Linked DNA regions of Homo sapiens: all the other regions are linked to region 2. Evidence: chromatin contacts called from ENCODE Hi-C or POLR2A ChIA-PET data. All regions are on one chromosome and are shown on one strand. The core of a region is the stretch at or near the end of the contact, and the rest is flanking DNA. Distances in the headings are between cores, read along the strand shown.

Region 1 (3,216 bases), core at 234-2,733, 5.2 Mb before region 2:
TTAACTTCTGAATCTACCATTTATTAAACTTGTAACCTTGGACAAGTTACTTAACCTCTATTTCCTCATATGTAAAATGGGGACAAATAATAGCACATACTTCATGTGTTTTTAGAAAGATGAAATTATATATATATTGCATACATACACATTACGTCTATATACACAAATACAGTGCTTAGTAAAGTGTTCAATAAATATCTATTTTTATATGTATAACTAGTATTATATCATATAATATGTATATATTATATTACATGTATTATTATATATATTTTCATATAGTCTAGTCTCAATTTTCCTGCTGGCTTCAATTTTCAGAGATTTAATTAATTGCCCTTTTTGTTTGAAGTTTTCTTTTCTCCATTTGCTCCCATTCTCCCTGCCCCCACTCCCTTACCGTACTTTCTTAGTTCCCAACTTTCTGGGCCTCCTCCCTGCCCAAATTGGATTTCATAGCCTCAAGAACTGCAGACTGTACAATTAAGGTAGTTGCTGCTTGCTATCTTTCTCCTTTTGCCACTCCCCCATGAACCTCAGTAACTTGGCTACGATTTCAATTTCTGCTCTGAAAAAATGCACTTATTAGAATTTTCCAATTATCTGCAATATGAATGCAGATAACTGGGGCTGATGTACCTAGTTCAGAAACACACCCCATGTAGTTGTGATGAAAGAATAACACTTTTTGCAGAAGAAATGCTCTATATTTATGATAAATATTCTTAGCAAAAATTGTCAGTAGAGCTATAAAAGGACCTTTGGAAGGGGCACTTGAAAACTCGGCTCAGCAACTTCCTTTTCCACCTTGAAGTATCCCCTTCAAAAGAATTCCCAAACAGATGATGTTTGATGTTCCGGACCTCGCAGCATGATGCGAAAGAAAGATCATGGGTTTTGAAGTAGGTTAGTGCAGACGCCTACTCTTTGGGTTATTTCTCAGCCTGAGCGCGTTTCCTGGCTTGTAAATCGCATGTAGGAATCCTTTCCTAAATCCACATCCACAATAGTTTCCCTTATTATGGGTCTTCGTGCATCTTATACCTTTCATTATCATAGTTTCACTTTCCATTTAAGCATCTAATAACGTCAGCTTCCTATAGTGCATTGTAAGCTCCACAAGGCCAAGGACCACGAGAATTCACTGTACCCCTGTATCCCCAGGCTAAACCATCACTGTACACTCAAGAGTCTAGCACAGTGCCTGGCACACAGTAAACAGCAAGTGAATGACAAGCAGTTGGCAGTGGCCGGAGCTCCGTCGCTGGGGCGTGGAGAGGGCCGCCCCGGCCCGCAGTTCCCGCCCTGACACTGGGATAACTTCCCCCGCGGCTGCCCAGCGCCGCCCTGACCAGACCCTCTGTACCCCGACTTCTGTCCGGCCAGAAGCCACAGCCGCACGCAGCGCCTCGCCCCGTGACGTCACTCGGGGCGGGACTTCCGGCCGCCGAAGTTTAACAGTCCAGGCGGGAGCCGGAAGCCCAGCGCGGAGCCGGCCGCGGCCCCCTGTTGTGTTGCTGCGGAGAGGTGAGGTTCCGGAGGCCCTGAGGTCAGCGGGCCCCCGCCCGCCGCGTCCGCGCACCCTCCCGATCCTAAGACCCGCTCCGTCCCCCTCAGAGGGCGGGGCGGCGGTCCTTGGGCTTTGCGCGCCCGGAGCGGTTGCTGGGCGGGGGCGCGGCGGCGCGCTGGGCTGGGAAGTGTCCGGGGAGGCGCGGGCCGGGGTCGCGCACCTCCCGGAGCCTTGTGGGGTGTGCTGCCTCCGAAAAGTTTGCCTCGTCTCCACAAGTCTGTCTCCTTTTTTGTCAACCTCAAGTACTTTTCTTTTGGCAGGTACTTGGATGCATTTTACAGGTTAGCCTCACTTGAGCTGTTGTCCTGCAAGTAAAGTGTATTTTTGGTGATTGAAAGTTGGAGAACTTTCATTTCAGCTGAGTGGTGTAGTTGAATTGGTTCCTGTAGCCGCTGTCCCTAAACCCAGGCCGACGTTACCGCCTTGTGTCCTGACTGCTAGCTTTCGACGGGACCGTCTTTGAGGGACTCATGTAAAGTCTCTCCCTTAATGCTCAGTTCTTAGAAGACCGAGGTAGGTGGGCAGATGGTCCTCTTCCCCGCCCCGCTTTAAGAGCCGAAAACAAACATTAAATCACCCGGCGAGTTGTGTTTCCTAAGTTGGAGCAGGTCGTTTGAACCCAGTTTTTCTGAGCCCAGGCCTCAGTGATCTACCCACTACACCCCGCAGCTCACCAGGCCTGGTTACGATGCAGTTAGACACAGCTTGCAGTTGTGGTTTACAGGGCTTAGAGCTCGCTTTTCCAGCAATTCATTAGTTGTTCCTTGACTTGGGAACCAAGGGGGCACGTGTTACACATGTTTAAGGCTCCAAATCCAAACATTGTGTTACATCTCTGCAGGTGACTTTAATGGCTTTTAGTAGCACTGTATCGGATGAATGGAGCATAAGGAAGCACATGAGTGAATTACATTAACTTTTTGTCTCGAGAATGAAACGTTTCTATAATTCTGTCTTTAACTTGTCCTCTGAAATGGCTTATACTAGACGTAGGTGTGCTGTTGTATTGGTGACTCGGGGACCTGCCTGTGACATCACTAATGCTGTGCAGTAGTCTTGCACTTTCCATACTAGGAAGGTGTGGGAGGTATAATTCTGTGCCCTCTCCCTTTCCTTTTCTCCCATGTACTTTTGAGCATCTTTTTTTCTCACTTATCGTTCATTACTACCTGTTGCTCTTTAAAGTGCCTGTCTAGAGCAGCTTCTTTGCCTTCTGTTTTCTAGACTTCCTTGGTTTGTGAAATCACCTTGTTAGAATTACGTGTTTCAGCTGTATGCTCTGAATAAATGATTGAAGGCATCGTAGTCCAAGTATTGGTATAGGGACTTAGTGGCGTCTCATTTGACCATATTGCTAATTTTAGAGTTTTGGAAAAACTGGTGTGACTGGATTCTGACCTGCAGAAATGCTAGTTTATCATACTTTTTTTAAAAATTAGGAAGTTACTTATTAGTAGTTATTTGTTGTGAAACTGCTGTGTGCCAGGAATGTTTCAAGACTCTGGTGTGGGGAGACAGACATTATAAGAACAAATAAAAATTTCAGATAGTGGCTGGGCACGGTGGCTCACGCCTGTGGTCCCAACACTTTGGGAGGCTGAGGCGGGCAGATCACCTGAGGTCAGGAGTTCGAGACCAGCCTGACC
Region 2 (2,911 bases), core at 288-2,787:
ATCCCTAGTTGGGTACTTAATCCTTACATCACAAGTCATTTGCAGAAAATATTTTCATTTCTATAATCATATTTGATGCCAAAGTTATGTTTCTAGGCTATCTCCTCTAGCCATCTTTTAGATCCAGAATGTAAAATAAATTTAAACAATGTGGTTTTGGGGTACGGGAACGAATGACAAATTGCAAAATAAAAACTGTTTTCAACTGTGAAATTTTAGAAGCCGGGCGCGGTGGCTCACGCCTGTAATCCCAGCACTTTGGGAGGCCGAGGCTAGTGGATCGCCCAAGGTCAGGAATTCGAGACCAGCTTGATCAACATGTTGGAACCCCGTTTCTACTAAATATAAAAAATTAGCCAGGCATGGTGGCGCATGCCTGTAATCCCAGCTACTCAGGAGGCTGAGGCAGGAGAATCGCTTGAACCCGGGAGGTGGAGGTTGCAGTGAGCCGAGATCGCGCCACTGCACTGTAGCTTGGGTGACAGAGTGAGACCCTGTCTCACAAAAAAAAAAAAAAAAAAAAAAAAAATTAGATTTCCTATTGTTCCCTTTAATCGCAATAAGCCTGACTGACCTATCTCACAGGGACCTCTAGAACACTAACTCAGTAGAGGAGGGGTGCAGGATTGATTTTAACAGAGTAAAAGAGAACCTAAGATGTGTTAACACAATTGGGTGATGAGAGGTCACGGTACATGAATAAAGACTGTAATTCTTGTTTTACTCCATTTGTCAGTCTCAGCAGTGAAAGGTGATTTCCAGGCGACTCTATAAACCAGTATCACCGGACCTACCTCCTCACAAACTGTAGAAAAGCGGTTGAGGAACTGTACAGTGTGCACCACAAATTGGTTTAGAAAAGCCACCGTTCTTTTCTGTTGAATAGCTGGCACCTGTGTTACGTAAAAACAAACATGGTTCATACAGGAGGAACGTACACAGTGCAAATCTTTTCATATTTGGACATAATCACGAGGCACTTTGCTGTGTGATATGAATTTCTTGAAGGACTGGGAATAGTCATTAACTTGTTTCCTAAGCTGTGGGTGGGGTGTCCGAAGATGACAGAGGTGCACAAAAGTTTGAGAACAGGCTCTAGACTCACTGGTACGAATTTTGGCAGGCAAAAAGCACCACACATAAACACACACAAAATCTTGGGGGCTGAATAAGAGGTAGGGCTAGCTATCGCAACCGGCGTGTGTCGCCGGCGGCAGAGAGACAAGCGAGATGGGAAGCGACAGTTGGGAGATGCACACCGTCTCCTTAATCAGCTCAGGAGGGACCCCATTTCAAGGTGGACTGTGGGGCTCTCCCTCCTGAGGCCCCACAGGCCTGTCACAAGGGCCCGAGGCCGTGACAGGGTGGGGACTCGGAAGGTGGGTGTCTCCCCGGAAAGCTGCGTCTTCCCCATCCTCCTCCCGGCTCGTCGGGAGTCTAGCACCGTCTTTTACAAACCTTGGTCAGGTCTATGCCTGACCCCATGAGAGGAAGCCCGTCCTCATCCATCTCCTCAGCGGGCGGTGGACCCCGAGTTCACCCACAAACCCCTCCCAGATGGGGCCCGCCCAACCCGGTAATCACGTCTCAACTTTCCCCCCAAGTGCCCGCCTCCGGGGCCCTTCCCGCCGGAAGAAAGCTTCTCCGCTCACTAATCACTCGGCGGCTTCCGGAGAGCCCGCCTCCTCGCTCGGCATTCTGGGATTGGTAGTTTTAGTCCAGATTGTGACGTCAATTTCGGGGTGGCGCGCGGTGGTGCAAGGATGCAGTTAGAGCACTGAAATCTTAGAAAGGAGGCAACAAAACAAAACAAAAAAACAAAGCCAGAAGTTGCGTCCTTTTGAGGTTATCCCTACTTAGTCCTGTCTGTTATATAATAACTCCGTCATTCCTTGAGCAACAATTTTTTTTTTGTTGTTGTTAATCCTAAGTGCCATATACTCTGCTAGGCTTTTACTGGGAAAACAAAGATTGAGTTTGATTGCTGCACGGGAGAGGTTTATGCCCTGAAGAATGAGAAATAAGACCTACTTCCAAAGCGTGTGTGTGTGTATACACACAAGTTCTCGCTATTTCCCCAGGCTGGTCTCGAACTCCTGGCCTCAAGCGATTCTCCTGCCTCAGCCTCACACGATTCTCCTGCCTCAGCCTCACAGAGTGCTGGGATTACAGGCGTGAGCCAACGCGCCTGGTCTTCCAAAGGTTTTTAAAACATGAAATAAAATGTCAACTACTAGATGTGAGGCACAAACCTACGGAAGTGACTGCCACTTACAGGGAGCATCAAAAAGATGAAGACCAAGACTGCAGTGGGCAGTTTTGTTTTAAAGATGGGGGGTCTCGCTTTGTTACCCAGTCTGGCGTGCAGTGAGGATCATAGCTCACCTTAGTCTCAAACCCTTTGGCTCAAATGATCCTCATGCCTTGGCCTCCCTAAGTGCTGGGATTATAGGTGTGAGCCACTGGCACCTGGCCTGTTGGTTTGGTTGAAGCAAATAATCCCATAAATGGAGAATGGTAGGAAATGAGGTAAGAGTGTTACTGGTGGAGGGTGTCCAGGTTCTTTTGAACAAAGAATTGGACAAAACGCACAAATCAAGGAGAGAATGAACCAACAAAAGCAAAGATTCATTGAAAACCAAAGTACGCTCCACAGTGTACTGGATACAGAATCTTCTTAGGTCCAAATACCCACTAGAGATTTCCCATTGGACACTGGTGTTCTCCTCATGCAAATGAAGTGGTGGCCCACAATCAGTCTGATTGGTTATGGAAAGCAACCAATCAGAGGCTGAAGTAAAATGACAAAGGTCATACTCCTATACAAACATCTGATTGGTTGTGGAAAGCAACCAATCATTGGCTAAAGTGATGTTACTTAGTTGCACTTCTATGCAAAGGAAGATTTGGC
Region 3 (3,315 bases), core at 816-3,315, 6.6 Mb after region 2:
AACAAACACAGACCCCCAACACACACACACCAGCCATCTTATCTCCTTCTAGACCACTGGCCCCCACTGCCATCTTCCTGTTCAAGTTCAGCAAAGGAAGCCGAGACACAGGCCTAGGGTCACCACGAACTCCATGGGCATCCTGCAGCCAGAAGCCATGCCGCCAGAGGCAGCTGCTTCTCCCCTTCAAGCCTCAGTTTTCTCATCTGTAAAAGGGGCACTGTCCACCCTCCAAGGTTCTCGGATGATTGATTCCCCAGCTCCTCTGAATGCCCCACTCTGGGCCCAGCCTAGCAACCCAGCCCTTCCGCTCTCTGAGGTTTAACTCCCCTGGCTGCTGGCCAAGCCTGCTGAGGGAGGCATCAACCACCCAGGGCACGGCCTCGGAAGAGACTCTGGGGCTGTCTGAGGGCCTGGGAGCCACCTTCTGAGGCCCCGGCCCACTGAGGGGCCTGGCTCTGGGGGCCTCAAAGTCAGAGATGGAAAAAAAAGGAAAACAGAAGAAAGAGGAAAGAGGAAGAGAATTCCAGGCAACAGAAGCCCAGATATCGACAATATGGGGTGTGTGTGTGTGTGTGTGTGTGTGTGTGTGTGTGTGTGAATGTGTGTACAGCAGGGCACAACTGGCCCCCACCATTTCCTTTTAGTGTCCTGAAAGTATCTCAAATACAAACTAATAAGAGTATTCTAATTTTTTTTTTTTTGAGACAGGGTCTCACTCTGCCACCCGGGTTGGAGTGCAGTGGCACAATCTCGGCTTACTGCGACCTCCCCCTCCCAGGTTCAAGTGATCCTCCCACCTCAGCCTCCCAAGTAGCTGAGACCACAGGCATACACCACTACACCTAGCTAAGTTTTTGTATTTTTGGTAGAGACGAGGTTTCACCATGTTGCCCAGGTTGGTCTAGAACTCCTGAGCTCAGGCCAACCACCTGCCTCGGCCTCCCAAAGGGCTGGGATTACAGGTGTAAGCCACTGCACCCAGCCAAATATTCTAATTATTATTATTATTATTGTTTTCCCTTTTGCTAACAATAGTATCTTAATTCTAATATTTTAATAGTTTGCCACAGACAAGTGTCATTTCCTCAGTCTTATAAAAAGTGGGAAGAATGCATCTTTCTCTGAAAAGAACTTTTTTATGCGTCCATAACATGCAGCTTCAAGAGAAATCCTGCACTCCCCCTACTTTCTGGAGTCTTCCAGACCTAATCTCAGCTCTGCCCCTAAACAAATCCCTTCACCTCTCCCGACCTCAGTTTCCCATCCAGGAAAGGAGAGGATAAGATCATTTCTAGGGAAACACTCATGGTTTCTCTGATTTTCAAAATCAGAATGCCGCCAAGCCAGACGCTGCAGGCAAACTGGCCAGGGAGGGAAGTAAGTTAATGGGAGGCTGGGGCTGGTGGGTCACACCTGTAATTTCAGCACTTTGGGAGGCCAACGCAAGAGGCTTGAGGCCAGGAGTTTGAGACCAGCCTCGGCATCAAAGTGAGACCCCATCTCTAGGAAAGGTAAAAATATTAGCTGCATGCGGCGATGTGCGCCTGTAGTCCCAGCTACTCAGGAGGCTGAGGTGGGAGGATCACTTGTGCCCAGGAGTTTAAGGCTGCAGTGAGCCATGATTGTGCCACTGCACTCCAGCCTGGGTGACAGAGTAAGACCCTGTCTCAAAAAAAGAAGGAAAAAAAAAGTTGGCAGGAGCAGGATTCAGAAGAGTCACAGAATAAGGCCACAGACTCCAGGAAGACTTTAGTCTTGAGTCGGAGGAGCCTCAGTTTGCCCTCCCCAGGTGCTGCAGCTCAAGAAGGGCCTGGCGGTCCTACCCGGGCCTGCCAGCAGCTATAAGGCAGGCCCTTGGCCCATGGGGACCTCCAGCCACTCCCTGTGGTTTTGCAAGCCAGCACTTACCACCGTGCTCAGCAGAGCATGGGACAGCTGCCTCGTGGGCCCAGAAGAAGTGGCTTCTCTGCTTTAGTGACAAGGTCCCAGCCCACGCTGCCAGGCACTGCTGTGGCACCCCCTGCGGCAGTCCCGGATCCGAGCAACCCCCAATGGCTGTGTGTGGAAGGAGGAAGCGAGAATGTGGTTACTTAGGCAGGGCCATGTGACAGCCCACACCCCATTGTTTGTGACAGCTTTGGTGACAACATTGATAAAGACAGGGTGGTAGTGGGGCACCTCCTAGGTCTGACACTGTTCTTGGGTTCCCATAACTGTGAAAACACTGAGAACCAAGTAGAAGCTTTCTGGGGAGAAGTTCTTCGGTTTTGGGTGGGGCCCAAACTGAGAAAGGCCACAGCATTACTTCAGCAGCAATGGACAGTCGGGGCCAGAGGGAGCCCCCTGAAGGACAGGAGTGACCAGAGAAAAAGGAGAATGGTCTCGCTTCTTGCCCAAGATTGGTGGGGCGTGGGGAGGGGTGGGAGGTGGTCAGGGAGCAAAAAACACAAAATATGAACCTTCAAAGGGTTTGCAAATATGGTGTATTTCTTCTCGCAGGACTCAAAACACTCTCTGTAGATGCACAGCACAGGCCCTTTCAGCTGCAACCAAGAGCCTCTCTAGGGAGCTGGACTACAGATACCACAAGGGCAAGTCCTGCTTATCTTATTTCTTCATCCTAAATTTGTTCATTTGACCAACTCTGGCACTCCAGACTGCATGCCCTGAGGTCTAAAGGCCAGCAATTCTGGGCTGTGGCCCTCTGGTAGCCCTCCATCCAATGGGGAGGCCAGCGAGTAAACAATTCGGTGGAACATCATGCCACAATGACACAGCGCAGTGAGTGCCATCCTGCGGTGAGCAAGGGAGGGGCCTCTCCTTCCATCCTGGGTGGGGGAGGGAGGTTAACAGGAGGAGCTTCCAAGAAGTGGCACTTGAGATGACAAGCCAGGTGGGCATCCCAGGCAGAGAGCACAGCAGAGGCAAAGGCTGGGAGGCCTAAGAATACCCAGACACTTCCAGAAGGGAGGGAATAGGGGGGTCTCCCAGGATCTGCCCTGCGGCTTTGCACCAGGCAAGGGCTCAGGACATGCACAGAAAGATACTCATATCTTGCCTTGCACAAAGTTGTTTTTTTTTTTTTTTTTTGAGATGGAGTTTCACTCTTTTTGCCCAGGCTGGAGTGCAATGGCACAATCTCGGCTCACCGCAACCTCCGCCTCCCGGGTTCAAGCTATTCTTCTGCCTCAGCCTCCCGAGTATCTGGGATTACAGGCATGTGCCACCACCCCGGCTAATTTTGTATTTATAGTAGAGATGGGGTTTCTCCACGTTTGTCAGGCTGGTTGGTCTTGAACTCTCGACCTCAGG
Region 4 (2,972 bases), core at 402-2,901, 6.2 Mb before region 2:
CAGAGGCTACTCCCATTTCAACCCCTCCTTTTTCTGCGTGGCAGTTGAAAAATGAAAGTACCTCTTATTGGTCCCCTCCCGCAACCAATCAGACTGGTTGTGGGCCAATGGGCAACCTCTAGAGGGTATTTAAAGCCCAGAAAATTCTATAACCAATGCTCTTGAGCCGCTTGCACCAGGCGGTGCCCACCCTGTAGAGTGTACTTTCATTTAAAATAAATCTCTGCTTTCGCTGCCCTGCTTTGTTTGTGCGTTTTGTCCAATTCTTTGTTGAAAACGCCAAGAACTCGGACAGCTACCCTCAACTGGTAACAGTTACCTGCTGGGCCTACTTCCTCATCTCTTAAACGGGGCTGTCACCCCGAATCAGACAGTAAGGTAAGATTTCCACGATTGTTGAAAAAGCCTGACACATAGTAGGAACTCAAAGTCTATACAAAGACTTAAAGTTCATAAAACAATAGACAAACGGAGAAATCCACTGAAGTTTAGGGTGAATAAATCTAATAACTGTTTGGTAAAAACTACACTGACAATCATTGTCTGGTCAGTGTTCAACATTTACGTGAAACACTGAGCTTTTACAAGGCCAAGCCCCGTTTTACGTTAAATTCTCGCAACCACCCTGAGGATGGTTCCGTTTTTAAAGCCGCGTTCCTGCCGAGGAAACAATGGCCCTCGGGGTTAAGACACTGCCCAACACCGGCCGCGCCTGATAGACGCAGGTTCCGAATGCAGGCCCCCTCCAAAGTCTTGCCCACTGCTCCACAATGCCTCAACACCCAACATTTCATCCTCAACTCCAAATCCATCTCTTCAGGGCCGCAAAAAAGCGTTACTTCCCAAAGGGCGTGTTCTCCAAGAACTGCATTTAGCATTTCAGATCAGAGTGACCCGAACTCAATAGGATTACGACAAAAACTAGTGAGATTCAGATAACACCGTTACATCGAAAGTTTTAATCCGTGACAGAGGAAATATTGCTTACGCCCTTAGGTAATTTCAAATGCACGTATGAAGGCCGTGCGGGTTTCTGCAGGCGAAGCAAAAGAAAGGTGGGGCCGGCAGGGTCGTGGGGCGGGGGTGGGGCATGACACCGTATCCCAGACGCAACTCGACCTCGTTTGCAAGAAATTCTGTATCCAACTCTCTTCAGTGCGTTTCGCCGCCCCTAGTCTAGTCTGGCTAGCCCCCAATTCCTTTAAAAGGGGTTAAAACGGGTGTTGCAGAAGAGAGAACACTCAGGTAGAAAGGGCCTGCGGCAGAGGCGCCCCCAAATCATGGAACCTGTTGGAAGAGTGAGGAAGGAACTCTGGGACCCCGAACATTCTCACGGGTGTAAAAAGACAAAGTAAATCCCCATTAGCCAAGTTGGGGAGAAGTCACATCCGTTACACAGCCTCTCCCAGACCGCCCTCTAGGAAGGACACCACATTTAAAAACACCGGCCTGCCTCCAGTCCTTGGCTGCCTCACAGCGATGCTCAGAGCCGGTTTCCCAAGGTCCGCGCGCCGCCTGCAAGGCGCAAACCCAAGCCGCTGCTGGTTGCTAGGAGATACTGGGCCAGCCATCTCCTCCAATCAGCACGCACCTCTTTGCGTCCAATCACAGAGGCAGGAAGGGCCGTGGTGGGAGGTGAAAGGTCATAGTCCTGTTTGGCGGCCATTTCTCTTGAAACTGCGGCTCGGGACCTGCGGTACCTGCTGTAGTCACGAGGGACGGGCGGCGGCCTGGTCGGCAGAGAGTAGCCTGCAACATTCGGCCGTGGTTACGATGGTAAGGAGAAAGAGAACGGCGGGAGAAGCGGGGAGAAAGAGAAGGAGGGAGACCAGCCTCGCGGGGCCTGCTGGTTCCTTCGCGCGTTTCCCATTCATCCGCGTGAGGCGCCGCGCACCCTGTCGCCAGCTCCTTTCACTCTGCTTTTAGGTTTCTGAGGCGCGTGCTCCTCCCGATGCCTTTCTTTTCCTAGGAGTGCCCGTGCCTTCTTCTCTTTGTTTGAATCCGGGCCTGGGGTATTCTTAGTTGGGGCTATAGGGTCGGGGTAAAAGTCAAAGAGAATTTGCACTTCCCACTTAACCACACTCCAGAATTCACTTTCATTCCGTGAAAGTAATGATACGGCCATGCTCTAGATTAACTCACTTGGGTGGGGAAGACAGACATTAGTCAAAAAATAACAAGTATGTAATTGCAAATAATAAGTGCTAAGAACAATGCAGACAGGAGGCTGTGAGGGTGCGCGTTAGACATTAGAGGCTTAGTCAGAGATGGCCTCCCTAGGAGGTGGAATTTAACTCGAAGCCTAAGTGTCATGAAATACGACCCTTTAAAGAGCAGGAGGAGGAGTGTACCGAGCACAGGGAATAGGAGCATAAGACCTGCGGCCGGAAAGAAAGCTTGGTCATTTGGAGAAATTGACAGAAAGGTATAGCCACTTGCGCGAATAGTGGTTAAGAGATGGTATCGGAGGAGCAGGCGTTGGGCAGGACCTCTTAGGCTGTATTGGGAGGTTTTGATTGTACTCCAAATCAATTTAAAATGATTCGGTTGGAAGCCATTGGATCATTTTAAGCAGAAATATGACAATCTGATGTGCACTTTAAAAAATCATAGTTACTGTGGTGGATAACAAATTGGAGAATGAAAACTGGAGACCCATTAGGTTATTGGAGTAATCGCCATATCAAGATCACTCCGAATATGCTCATGTTAGAGGGGGTTAGTAGCCAAGTTTCTTAGTTCTCTTCTTTGTTTGACTGGTGAGTGAGCAGAAGAGGGCAAAAACCGAAATCACTGGAGATGTTAATGGTTTGCTGAATAAATAGACATTAAGTAATTGCTGTAAGTAAGAGGCGGTGCTACTGACAAAGTCAGATAGGACCTAGCCCTAGCTTCCCCAGTTAAATACTGTCAAGCGTGATCTGCCCTCTGCTTCCTTCTGTAGTTTTATATTTGGGGCTTTGACTGACAAT

What was found. Hi-C counts contacts between places; a loop is a spot of excess contacts on that map. ChIA-PET counts read pairs that join two places held with the same protein, here RNA polymerase II (POLR2A). Pooled maps may share reads with other maps.
Region 1: a map of naive thymus-derived CD4-positive, alpha-beta T cell shows a loop between it and region 2 (21-fold over the local background). The contact joins the promoter of NEDD1 here to the promoter of WASHC3 in region 2. A Hi-C loop is called at or near these places in 2 of 168 maps with a recorded cell type or tissue (both naive thymus-derived CD4-positive, alpha-beta T cell) and 8 of 50 pooled maps. POLR2A ChIA-PET finds 5 or more read pairs at or near these places in 1 of 52 experiments (K562).
Region 3: a loop to region 2 is called in a pooled map, with 7 times the contacts of the local background. The contact joins the promoter of SELPLG here to the promoter of WASHC3 in region 2. A Hi-C loop is called at or near these places in 3 of 50 pooled maps.
Region 4: a pooled map shows a loop between it and region 2 (9-fold over the local background). The contact joins the promoter of SNRPF here to the promoter of WASHC3 in region 2. A Hi-C loop is called at or near these places in 4 of 50 pooled maps.

Annotation. Positions count from the first base shown.
Region 1 is chr12:96,905,774-96,908,989 of GRCh38, forward strand. NEDD1 (NEDD1 gamma-tubulin ring complex targeting factor) reads left to right here and starts at 1,484. Exons shown (of 16, transcript NM_152905.4): 1 at 1,484-1,527; 2 at 1,831-2,083. RefSeq lists a silencer at 1,517-1,796 and enhancers at 2,037-2,126, 2,167-2,306.
Region 2 is chr12:102,060,454-102,063,364 of GRCh38, forward strand. It overlaps WASHC3 (WASH complex subunit 3), which reads right to left and starts at 1,538. Exons shown (of 7, transcript NM_016053.4): 1 at 1,459-1,538; 2 at 795-893. The coding sequence starts at 1,509. RefSeq lists enhancers at 1,197-1,246, 1,257-1,456.
Region 3 is chr12:108,631,829-108,635,143 of GRCh38, forward strand. It overlaps SELPLG (selectin P ligand), which reads right to left and starts at 2,066. Exons shown (of 2, transcript NM_003006.4): 1 at 1,912-2,066. It overlaps LOC105369968 (a long non-coding RNA gene), which reads left to right. Exons shown (of 3, transcript XR_007063449.1): 2 at 2,503-3,315. RefSeq lists enhancers at 1-129, 1,538-1,587 and a silencer at 2,828-2,877.
Region 4 is chr12:95,857,301-95,860,272 of GRCh38, forward strand. SNRPF (small nuclear ribonucleoprotein polypeptide F) reads left to right here and starts at 1,652. Exons shown (of 4, transcript NM_003095.5): 1 at 1,652-1,776. The coding sequence starts at 1,774. SNRPF-DT (SNRPF divergent transcript) reads right to left here and starts at 1,539. Exons shown (of 3, transcript NR_135014.1): 1 at 1,454-1,539. RefSeq lists enhancers at 1,361-1,976, 1,375-1,434, 1,485-1,544, 1,665-1,894, 1,925-1,974.